Linked DNA regions of Homo sapiens: all the other regions are linked to region 2. Evidence: chromatin contacts called from ENCODE Hi-C or POLR2A ChIA-PET data. All regions are on one chromosome and are shown on one strand. Each heading gives the region's core, a stretch centred on a gene start or an enhancer-like site at or near the end of the contact. The rest is flanking DNA. Distances are from core to core; before and after follow the strand shown.

The links. A loop is a pair of places that touch in the nucleus more often than their neighbours do. ChIA-PET counts read pairs that join two places held with the same protein, here RNA polymerase II (POLR2A). Pooled maps may share reads with other maps.
Region 1: a map of prostate gland shows a loop between it and region 2 (2.1-fold over the local background). The contact joins two enhancer-like sites. A Hi-C loop is called at or near these places in 5 of 168 maps with a recorded cell type or tissue (MCF 10A, ascending aorta, mammary epithelial cell and 2 more) and 4 of 50 pooled maps. POLR2A ChIA-PET finds 5 or more read pairs at or near these places in 4 of 52 experiments (MCF 10A, T-cell, activated B cell and 1 more).
Region 3: a map of MCF 10A shows a loop between it and region 2 (4-fold over the local background). The contact joins two enhancer-like sites. A Hi-C loop is called at or near these places in 2 of 168 maps with a recorded cell type or tissue (MCF 10A and psoas muscle) and 1 of 50 pooled maps. POLR2A ChIA-PET finds 5 or more read pairs at or near these places in 4 of 52 experiments (H1, IMR-90, activated CD4-positive, alpha-beta T cell and 1 more).

Annotation. Positions count from the first base shown.
Region 1 is chr4:156,778,564-156,782,410 of GRCh38, forward strand. The region is part of intron 3 of PDGFC (platelet derived growth factor C); the gene reads right to left. Among named protein-coding and RNA genes, the nearest start is that of LINC02272, 140 kb to the left of the region's middle. Within about 2 kb of position 1,393, at least 5 of the 41 ENCODE cell types and tissues checked have a DNase peak (open chromatin) inside an H3K27ac peak, as active enhancers do.
Region 2 is chr4:156,827,202-156,830,697 of GRCh38, forward strand. All of the region lies in intron 2 of PDGFC (platelet derived growth factor C), which reads right to left. Among named protein-coding and RNA genes, the nearest start is that of PDGFC, 140 kb to the right of the region's middle. Within about 2 kb of position 2,215, at least 4 of the 41 ENCODE cell types and tissues checked have a DNase peak (open chromatin) inside an H3K27ac peak, as active enhancers do.
Region 3 is chr4:156,887,094-156,890,688 of GRCh38, forward strand. The region is part of intron 1 of PDGFC (platelet derived growth factor C); the gene reads right to left. Among named protein-coding and RNA genes, the nearest start is that of PDGFC, 83 kb to the right of the region's middle. Within about 2 kb of position 1,823, at least 2 of the 41 ENCODE cell types and tissues checked have a DNase peak (open chromatin) inside an H3K27ac peak, as active enhancers do.

The sequences.
Region 1 (3,847 bases), core at 143-2,642, 49 kb before region 2:
GCACTTGTTAACATCTTTCCCCTTTTTTAGAAAAAAGAAAAGCTGACTTCCTGTTTGGAATAGTACTATCTGAACTACTTATAATTTCACAATCAGTCATTACTTACCTCTAAAAAACCATAGCTTGTCATTTTATTAGGATTTTTGTGGCCAGTGCAATTTTAAAAACACACTTAAAATGAATCTTCCTTGGACAAATACACACATATAAATGTTTACCTTGAGTAGCATAGCAACTGTTGCAAAACTATTAGGGCCTACAAAGATTTATGTTGCAACTTTCCCAGTCAACTGCATATAGTACACTTCAAACTGATAAAGTTTTCAATTCATTCATACCTAACAAAAGGTTAGGAATGCAGATTAGGTTTTATTGTCGGAGTTAAAAATAAAACAATATTATAAAATGATCAGGTGTTTAAGAGAAGACAATAAATGTCCAGCCTTGGGTAACATCACTTCTTAAAGGTGTCTCCAATCTCATTTATGTAATGTCAAACTGATATATTGTACAGAGGTCTTACTTTTAAAGAGCCTAAGCAGCAGACAGGGCATGCAGACACAAATGCCTGCCAGGAACAACTCACGGGAGGTTCTGTAAAGACACAAGAATGTCCTGAAACAATTCATTTAAACACGCTTCTTTGCCTTTCCCTATGTTCTTATCCGAATTCATTCAAAAAGTTATCTGGGTCATGTTTTTAAATTATTTTTAAGCCGGCAATGAAAAGCAAATGCTTGCATTCCTACTCAAGAACAGATGTTTTAATATGGTGTGAGTAATGCAGATTATATATTTAAGTGAGAAATCCTAGGGAAGGTGGCCAATTATATTCACATCAAGGCTTAAAATTGAGGGGTTCTTATTCAAAGAGCATGACAATTGAATAAAACTTGACATATCTATATAACCCATCACAGCAACAGTCCAGTATGAAAAGCGTATGAGCCAGCATTTAAAAGCAATACATTTTAAGGCTCAAACCTGCAACTGGCCTTCAAAGGCCATGAGTTTCATGGTTTCAGAAAAACCCCGGAGAGCAGAAGTCTTCCTGAGAAGAATGGATATATGAAAAAAGAGATGGCTAATTTTGCCCAAAGTGTTGTCTTAAATAAAAGTAATGTTTATTTACTAAGTAGACCTTCTTACCAACTTGATAGATGAAACAACTGCTACGGACTCACTTTTCCCGTCATCATGAAACTGGAGAACCATTACTATCTAACCAGATTTACAAACTAAAACACTGTTACTCTCAACACCTTCTCACCTAAAGCACTGGTGGTCTACAAACTAAAGAAAAAAATTCACCCTAGTGCAAGCACTTTAGATTTGAAGGTCTCCACAGAAGTCAACTCCACCACAGAGCAGGCTCATTGTTGGCTGGTGAGTCAGAGTCAATACACAGTTTCCCACTTCCTAGGTCAAACTGCGGGTTATAAGTAATAATCAATGTGGAAAACTAGAATTCCATGGGATGACTAAATAACATAGTACTAAGAATGCTTTCCACAATGGCATCTGTGGGAAGCCAAAATTAAGGTTTTTTTTTTTTTTTTTTTTTACTAAAATTTGAAAAACAATTCCTCTGAATAAACAATGTGACAGGCCTTAAAAGCTAAAATAACGTCTATCAGTGGCAAGTGTTTGACAACAAAGTATCGCAGGAATTTTTTTCCTAATCTTATATTGAATACTTGTGGATTTGCTTTGTTATAATACTCAAGATAACGCCTAACAGTGATGAACTTCCAATGAAAGAAAATGTAAACTAAGAACTATTGGAAGAAAAACACACCTTCACTGCAAAACATGAAAGAATATATACCTCAAACCCAAAATCTTTGAAGACACTTTCTTACAGAAATTTATCCTACAGTACAATATTTATTCAATGTATCACTCAACCACCATTAAGGGAAATCGTGGAATGTTTTGTGGAAATCTAGCTCAGGAATAGTGGCTATATTGGTAGACATTGTCAATTATATGTTCAATAAGTTAAATAGTTGGATAATACACTCAACTTCATTCTAGCTTTGTATGTGCCTTGAGTGGAAGGCCTTACTTTGGAGTAAGAAATAAGGGTACAGAGTTATTTACTTTAAAATGTCTTGACAGTATAAAAAGAGTGTTAAGTAGCTGAAACTGAGAGGGCAACAGAAAAATCCCCCAGTGAACTGCTTTGAGGGGAAAAATGAGCTAATTCAGGGGAAGCCATTAGAATGTATGCAAAGGTCAGCAATGACCCCCCCACATGGCTGAATCCAATGGTCTGTTTTTTCAGTCTTACTAACTGACCAATCAGTGTGTGAAAGTGGCTTTTCACACACTGTGCTCTGCAGATTTTCTTTTACCTAACAAGATGCTTCTCCTTAGCTCTGAGTGCTGGTTCCTCCTTATCACCTTCTTTTTACATGCTGGAGTGTCCCAAGGATCTCTGCTTGGACCTTTTCTAGTTTCTGTCTACATGCTTCCCCTTGGTGATCTTCTATAGTTTCAAAGCATTGCATATCATTTATACGCGGACTACCAGAAAATTCCTATTTCTTATCAACACATTATTACCATTTCAGTAAATGCCAATTCCGTAATTTGCAGTCGTACTTTGCTCCTCTCTTTTCTGTGCTACACTCCATATCCCACATCAAGTTATCTTGGCTCAATCTTCATACTATGTCTGGAATCTGACCATTTTCCCTACTTCCATTGCTGCCACTTTACAATTCAGGCCAACATGTGAAACAGTCTTCTAACTGGTCTCCCTGTTAAACAATGCCTTTGCCATTGTTGTCTGAATTAAATAACAGAAATTTACACATTCTACAACAAATGGTCAATAGAGTATTAGTAAAAATACCAATTACTTTTCTAGAAAAATATCCTGCTTTTAAATTTCAAACTTAAAAAATGGCCTTTATTTTAAACATTCTATAGATTATTCACAGTGGAACTCAATGGAAGGGCTTTGTACAGATTTCACAAGCCTCGGTTAATGCAGTATGCCTCCTGCAACCTGCCATTCATCCCTCCCAGGTACATTTTATCCTGTCAGAAGGCACTCACTAACTCTCCTACTGCTGACAATGCAAACAGTACTCTCTTCTTCAGGGTAGGGGAGGCATACCTACCAGCCATAGAAAATGGGGCGTTTGTCAAAATTACATGGTGAACACCTCATTTATGTGTGTGTCTGTAGGAACAGGTATTCAAAGGAGGGATGATTCCACCTACCTAGGAAAACTGGTATAAGGATTAAGCAAAATAGCATATTTTAAAAATTTAATAAACAATTCAGCACTATACATATTTAGGGATTATCATACACATTTTTATTATATATTTAATTACCCAAGTTGTACCAAGTTTAGCAAAGATAAATAATTATTTTAAAAAATATAGCTCATGATTGATGTTGGTCTGTGTTACATGGAGTGGCATGACCTCATTAGGCAGCGTTCAATGACATCTCCACCCAACATTCTTTCTAGACTGATGTGGCAAATCAGAGCTTGTCCAACCCTACAAGGAAAATTCTGAAACAGACTTCTTTCTCTTCTAAAACAGATTTATATTCAGTAGTTGTTCTGGAGGGAGAAATGGGCATTACACATCAGCAAATTAATCTTTATGGCTACGAATACCTCTGTGCTAAAGAACTTAAAAAATAAGCATAATGATACCCTTGGCTGCTCACTTATCCTATGTCGGTTTTCTGAATTCATATTCTTTGCCTATAAAATCTTTATATGAAATGAAACCAACAAAAAATCCTATGCAAAATGCAGGATTTCAACTCTGAGGCCCACCATGTCACTGGTATCTTAATTACAGTGTACGGTGTTA
Region 2 (3,496 bases), core at 965-3,464:
GGTCAGGAGATTGAGACCATCCTGGCTAACATGGTGAAACCTCGTCTCTACTAAAAATACAAAAAATTAGCCGGGTGTGGTGGCGGGCACCTGTAGTCCCAGCTACTCGGGAGGCTGAGGCAGGAGAATCGCTTGAATGTGGGAGGCAGAGGTTGCAGTGAGGGGAGATCACGCCACTGCACTCCAGCCTGGGTGACAGAGTGAGACTCCATCTCAAAAAAAAAAAAAATAACAGATTGATACACTTGTACTTCGACAAACGCAAGCAAATGAGCAGAGCATTTCAATGCTGACTGATGACTGATGATTCTAAAGAAGTAGGTGTTCAATATAAAAATGGCTTAGACTTCAGGTTCCTCTTCAGCAAAACAAAAAACTAAATCCAATGGTCCTGTGGACCATTTTTTTAAATCTTAGTTTTTTTTTTCTTGTTTAAGAACAAAATCACATTTAGTTAGATGTGTGCTGTTATGTCAAAAAATATGCAGCTTAGACTACATGCTTACGCAATACCCACATACGTACATACATACACACACATACCCATTACTACATTTGCCAGAAAATTTTATTATTTTCCAAGGTCAATACAGCACTGTTATCACCAAAGACAATAATTTTCTACAAGTAATATCCAATCCATGGCAACCAACTATAAACACCAGTATATGATGAGGTCCTCAAAGATTTGCTATTAGGAAATAAGAAAACACACATGTACACATGGGAGTGTTAAGAGGCAAAGCAAATGCGTGAAACAGTGGAGTCCTGGACTTTGCAAGGCCTCTCCTCCGAACATGCAGGCCAAAGATCAGGAGAAGCTCTCGTCCCATTGAGGCAAATGAAGCTACTTCCGCCGGAAATGTTATATAATATAATACCTCTTTCTCACTCTGTCACTTTCACAAAACTCTTCCAAAGTGCTGACGGGTGAGGGAGCACTCTGGCTCTGGAGATCTCTGACTACTGCAGACCACAAGTGCCTTCTAACAGCACAAAATCCTTTTTCTTATACATTTTGCAGCGCAAATCACACTTTAAAAGGTCACCGTTTAGAACACAAAAGCACACTTTGGGATACACCTGACACATGCCCCATCTCACTCTTCTGATACAGATTATGTCCTTTACTTCTTAACAGATACAGAGCCAATCAGAACAGTTTCAAGAAGTAATGACAGATGAGATCCGGCATCAAGACCGTGCTTAATAAGTGGCAGAGGTTTTAATTATCTAATGAAAACTCCATTAGTGTTCCAGATTTCTAGGAAAGAAATTTACCTCTGTTTTCTAATTTAAGGTACAAGAATGACTCAAAGAGCTATCAGAAATTTTGACTGGTTTTTTGCTTTTTCTCCCTTTTCTTCAGTGACCATTATAAAAATAATGTGTGTATACATATGTATATATGTAATTATGTATATGTGTGTGTATATATATGCATGTATATATAATTGTATTCTGGAAATATAATTAGCATGTGTGTGCTCTTATGGTATATTTAACGTACAGATAGAACAGGTAAAATTCTACTTACATCACTTTCATTTATATATTACTTCCTAAGTAAGCTTGTATATACTTTAAGAATATTCATGACCAATCAATAAAATCAATCACTTGGAATACTGTAAACAACATAAAAATATCCAAAAAAATGCAGACTCCAGAGGCAGAATTAGCTAAAGTGGGTATACACATTTTTTAAAATTAAAGTTTACTTAGCAATTTTAAGAAAATCAATCTTCACTAGAGAATGGGATTCTGTGGAAACTAAACTATTTAATGGAAATTTAGTGAAGTACAGACATTAATATTTTCTGAAACTTCAGATATTGAACAAAAGAAAAATAATTTAACTTCTATTATGAGAAATTTAGAATTTGAGAAATTAGAAATAGAAGTAATCTTATTCCTATCACATGTTAAAAGTAGGAAAACAACTTTCTAACTCTTATGATCTACTAAGATCATCACTCTTATTTCCAATGCCAAGGGGTTTATGGAATATACAGGATTATATTTTTCACAGAAATGGATTGTTGAACGAGGAATTAAGAAGAAAGACAGACTGCCATTTCTCAAGAAGCAAAACAAAACAAATATCTTCACATAAAGGGAAGCAGCATTTCAGATTGTTAGGTGATTTCATCATTGTAATAAGTCCTGCTAAGGCTATTACTTCATATTTTGTAGCATGAAAAGGGAAATAAGAAATTCTAGGCCGAGTGCCCACTTGGCTAAATCTACCATCCTGGGCAATATCCCTAGGCAGAGATTTTTTGGCCCTAGGTTTATTTTACTTTCTTTTTCTCACTTTAAAATTTTCCTCTTGCTCTCTATTTATTTATTGCTTTATCCTGTTAAAATTACCCCTTCAAAGTGCTTTAATATCTAGGATTCCTACCATATCCTTTGATAGTCTCTTGTGTCACCAGAAAATTTGGCAGTTTTTGACAGTTTCAATTATATCACTCACTTCATTTCCTCTTTTGTTACAGATGTTATTTCTTAGATTTTTCTCTCCTTGACAGAAGAGGTAGGATAGCTTTTAAATAAAAGCTATTATTATCTCGTGAGTTATATTCATATATTCAGAATTTTTATCTACCCATTTATTTCACTGAGCCTCAATATCCCTCTCTGCAAACACCAAGGATCAATCGTGCATCACTTCTCAATTTTATTAATCTTATAGACAACAAAAATAAAAATTAAGTACAAGAGTCTCAAACCACTTGGTAGTGTGAGAACCTTCCCACTAGTACTACTTCACTAATTTAATAGAACCAAATAGAAACAGGGCCCATTACTTCAAAAATGTATCTGAAAAGCTGTGTTAATTGTTACACATATAAGCAAAACTGAGGTCCAACAATTGGCCATTTGTAGCAATTTACTTACTCTGATTTCAATTACTAAGTTGAAAAATTATAAGTATTTTTATATAAAGTAGAATTAAAATATGAAAAGTACATATTTAAGTGTCTTAAAATATACAGCAAATACAATTCTAAAAATAAGCTCTTTGAAGACAGGAATTGCATTAAAAAAAAAAAAAACTTCATGTCCTCAGACCTTGTCAACTGTGTGACACTATGGCACTAGCATTATACCATTCCATTTGGTTGATATGAGAACTTACGCACCTCAAACTACAAAGGAAAATAAAAGATAAAGCACTGTGCATCCTTTCCCTGCCCCCACCATGACCTTCAGTTCAGAGATCTGATGAAACACAACTTTCCATTCTCCATGTGGACCTACAGGCAACTGAGTAATTGTGGGCTACTTAGGGCTTTAGTCATTTTGGTCATTTAGTCACTTGTGGACCTCAACCTGGGCGAGACAGTATATTTCACCAGATGGCAAATATGATCACATTTTTTGGTACAGCAACTCCAGCAATAATAGTCCTGTCATAGGTCAAGAACGTACTTTATATCACCAAGTTATGACTAATGGGTTCCAAGCACATACGGTGGTACATTTCATT
Region 3 (3,595 bases), core at 573-3,072, 60 kb after region 2:
AAAATGAAAAAGAAACATTTCTATATTCAAATATTCTAATGAAGATGATACTTCATTAAGATGTAAAAATGAATCAACATCATTCAGGATGTTATATCATAGCATCACAGCTTACTATAGGTCTAAAAACCTGATTTACATTAACAAATAATTTATAATAATTATCTACATAGATTATTTAAATTCTGTTAACTTGATAAGGAGACTTCCTTTATCTCTGCTGTTTAGTAACAAGGCAGAAAATATACAAAGCTGCTCATTTTAATGTCATCATGCCATTTTCATTTGTAATTTTACATATTTTTGGGGAGTAAGAACTGGTTATGCATGTTTTCATTAAATATGAAAATTAAGAGTCTACCTGAGGTCATATATTTTAACTTTTTCTTAGTAATTGTTTAAGTGACAATGTCACAAAAGTAATCGTATCATTCCAAAAAAGAAATCAATCATTAGCAAAGAAAATGTAGGAGTCCAGGTTGATTGATACCAGGAGAAGAATAATGTATACATTTTTATTCAATATTAAACTAGTAGGAAAAAATAGAAAATTGAAACTTATTCCGTGAATAGTTCAAAAAGCTTTCTAATAGATATCTCCCTTACAAATAATCCACTTTTAAAAAATATTTTATTGTCTTCTGGGTGTAGTGCCACAGGCCTATAACCCCTCACTTTGGGAGGCTGAGGTGGGCCGAACACTTGAGCTCAAGAGTGCAACATGGCGAAAATCTGTCTCTGTGAAAATCTGCAAAAAATACTAGCCAGGAGTGGTGGCATGTGCCTGCAGTCCCAGGTACTTGGGAGGCTGAGGTGGGAGAATCGCTTGAGCCCAGGAGGTTGAGGCTGCAGTGAGCTGAGATCCTGCCACTGCACTCCAGCCTGGGCAACAGAGTGAAACCCCGTCTTAAAAAAAAAAAAAAAAAAGATTGATAAATATAATTCAAACATGGTTATAATGGGCTGTGTACTACAGTTCAAACAGGTCTAAAACATTACAATAAATTTAAATTTATGACAATTACGGAGGTACCCATGGAGAGGTGTCTTGTCAACCGTAGTACTTGTTTTTACAACTGGAGAGTTAAGTAATAAAGATGCAGCCTTGCCCTATTGCTCCAGTTATAAGTTCATGTTTTCTTTATGCACTTATCAGAAACATCATACTCACCCTGGTATTTAGAGAACAATATAAATAAAAACAAAACTTCATATTATGGTGTCATTTAGAGTTACAATTAGCCAACTGGCCACTATACAATGTTCAATAATCAACTTTGTGCACATATTTATACCATCTGAGCAATTACAATTTAATTTAGTTTGATGAAACCATAAGGAAACAAGACCTTTTCTGATTATAAATTCAGACATAAAATTAAATTGGAGATCAAAATATTCTGTAAAGAACATCCCCATCACAGGATGTTTCTTTCTTACTCTATTATCAAGAAATCTTTCTTGAGAAATCTCTCAGTTTAAAAAAGTCAACTAACTGTGTTACTGGTTTCTTTTACCTGTTGCTTTGATTTCCTCTCAAAACACTCAACCTTGCTTAATCTTTGTGTTTTTCTAAAATTCACATCACTTTTTTCTTAGTCTTTCATTTTTTCTCCAATGTCCCTGCCCCTACCCAAACAATCTTGTATATTTACTACTGGTAATTTTTGCATTTTTTACCAATTGGTGTGCAAACCTTCAGTAATTCTCTACACTAAACATTCATAATATGGTGGAGCAGGAAAGGGCACACACAACTCTCACATAATTAGAGAGATTGCTCACCCAAGAAAAACATGCCTATTATTTCAAGTTTCTCAAGATCTGTTAAGAGCTTTGAGTTACTCACTCTTTTGAGGTATTCTAATGTTGTGTAATGATTCATGGTTTGTAACAATTTCTTTGTGAATTGCCCTCAGAATTCTGAGACAACAAACACGTCGTGTGTCTACTACCACGTGCTGAAGAATTCAGACACCATTATTCTGGATGATTACAAATCTCTCATTTTTCACTCAAAGCTATTATCTTCAAAAACCTAGTTTTCTTGCCCAGACAGAGGCCTACCTTCTTCTCAGCCATGATTTCTTAACACTATGCACATTATTATTTTTTTCTCATGTTTTCTTCTACTCAAATACCCAGTGGTGATTACAAAATCTCACATACAGGTCTGATATTTTCCCTGAACATTATACCTTTCTATTAATACCAACTTAATTCATATCACATTTTATACTTTCTAGGATACATACAAAAATAAGATGTCACGTAATCTTCATATTAATAATTTCCCAAGGTTAATGAAAAAGAACAGAAATTATTGCCATGACACATGCAGGAAAACTTTGAATTAGTACAGTTAAAATATTTGGCCAAGAATTAAAACTGGGATTCCAATTTGGGTCACCTTCAAGGTTAGTGCTCTTAATTGCCATACTGCGTTTCTTAACATTCTTCATGTCTATGATGACAATACTGTAAGTAGGAGTTCACATACAAAACTTGAACCTTTTTGTCATGGGTATTAAGCTCTTAGATCAACAGAACTCCACTCCACACAATTCTACAAAGTGTAATGGAACAGTTTAATACAGCAAACTCCAAAACTAAAAGGAGATCTGAAGCTAACAGGCATTGTTTTGGTTTTGGTTTTTTTTCTAATCTTGTCGGTTGCCCAATCTCCAACAGCAGCCAACTGGTTTCCTCCATGAATGGAATCTAGTGCATGTTACGTCTAAATGGTAACCCTGCAAGTCTTATTTGTAAAAGTTTAGTCATAGCTAAAGCTGCATGCATAGTGAATAAAAAAATGTTGAATGGTCCAAGTGTTGGTTTATTGGGGGGAAAGCTATGTGGTAACTTATTTGATTGACTCATTGACGATTATTTTTTAACTCTTTTACTTATTTATAAGTAAGCAGCTCCTCTGAGTTAATACATGCTATCATCCAGGTTAATATGTATTAAATATCTACACCTTGTTAGTTCATGAGGTTACAGAAAGGGAGGGCACTGGTCTGGAACCTACATGTGTCAAGTGAGGTGACTGTATCATATGGGAAGGGGGTATAAACTTGAAGCAGTAATCCATGGAGTGGCATAGAAAAGCAGCCAGGGATGTAATCAGAAAGGAAGAGATGCCTGAGCATTCATCCAGAAAGTGGCAAGCAGAATGGCAGGGATTTGTCCACTGCAAAAAAACAGCATGTTCCTTCTTTAGCTTTGAGGTCTTGTGAGTCTGAAAATGAGGATCCGCCCCCTGCACCCATCATTCCAGCTGAGTCAAATTACTGTGTACCTCCTCATGCCAGGCTATGCTGCTTCAGCACTTGGCACGCGCTGCCGTCTCTGTTTCGAATGCCCTTTCCCACCTAACTCATTCCTCCCACCCTTCCATACTTAGACAAGTCTGAGCTTTTCTGACCAGTCTTTCCTGAACAGTCCTCCATCCCATCATCACCTTAACTACTGAGAGTGAAAGCTTCTTCCTACCCAGGCTACCGGGGTTCATGCACCCTCTTTGGTTGGTTTACTTATCTGTCACTAAACTGAGATCTCTTTAAAGCAGGAACAAGATCTCTTTTTACCTAAC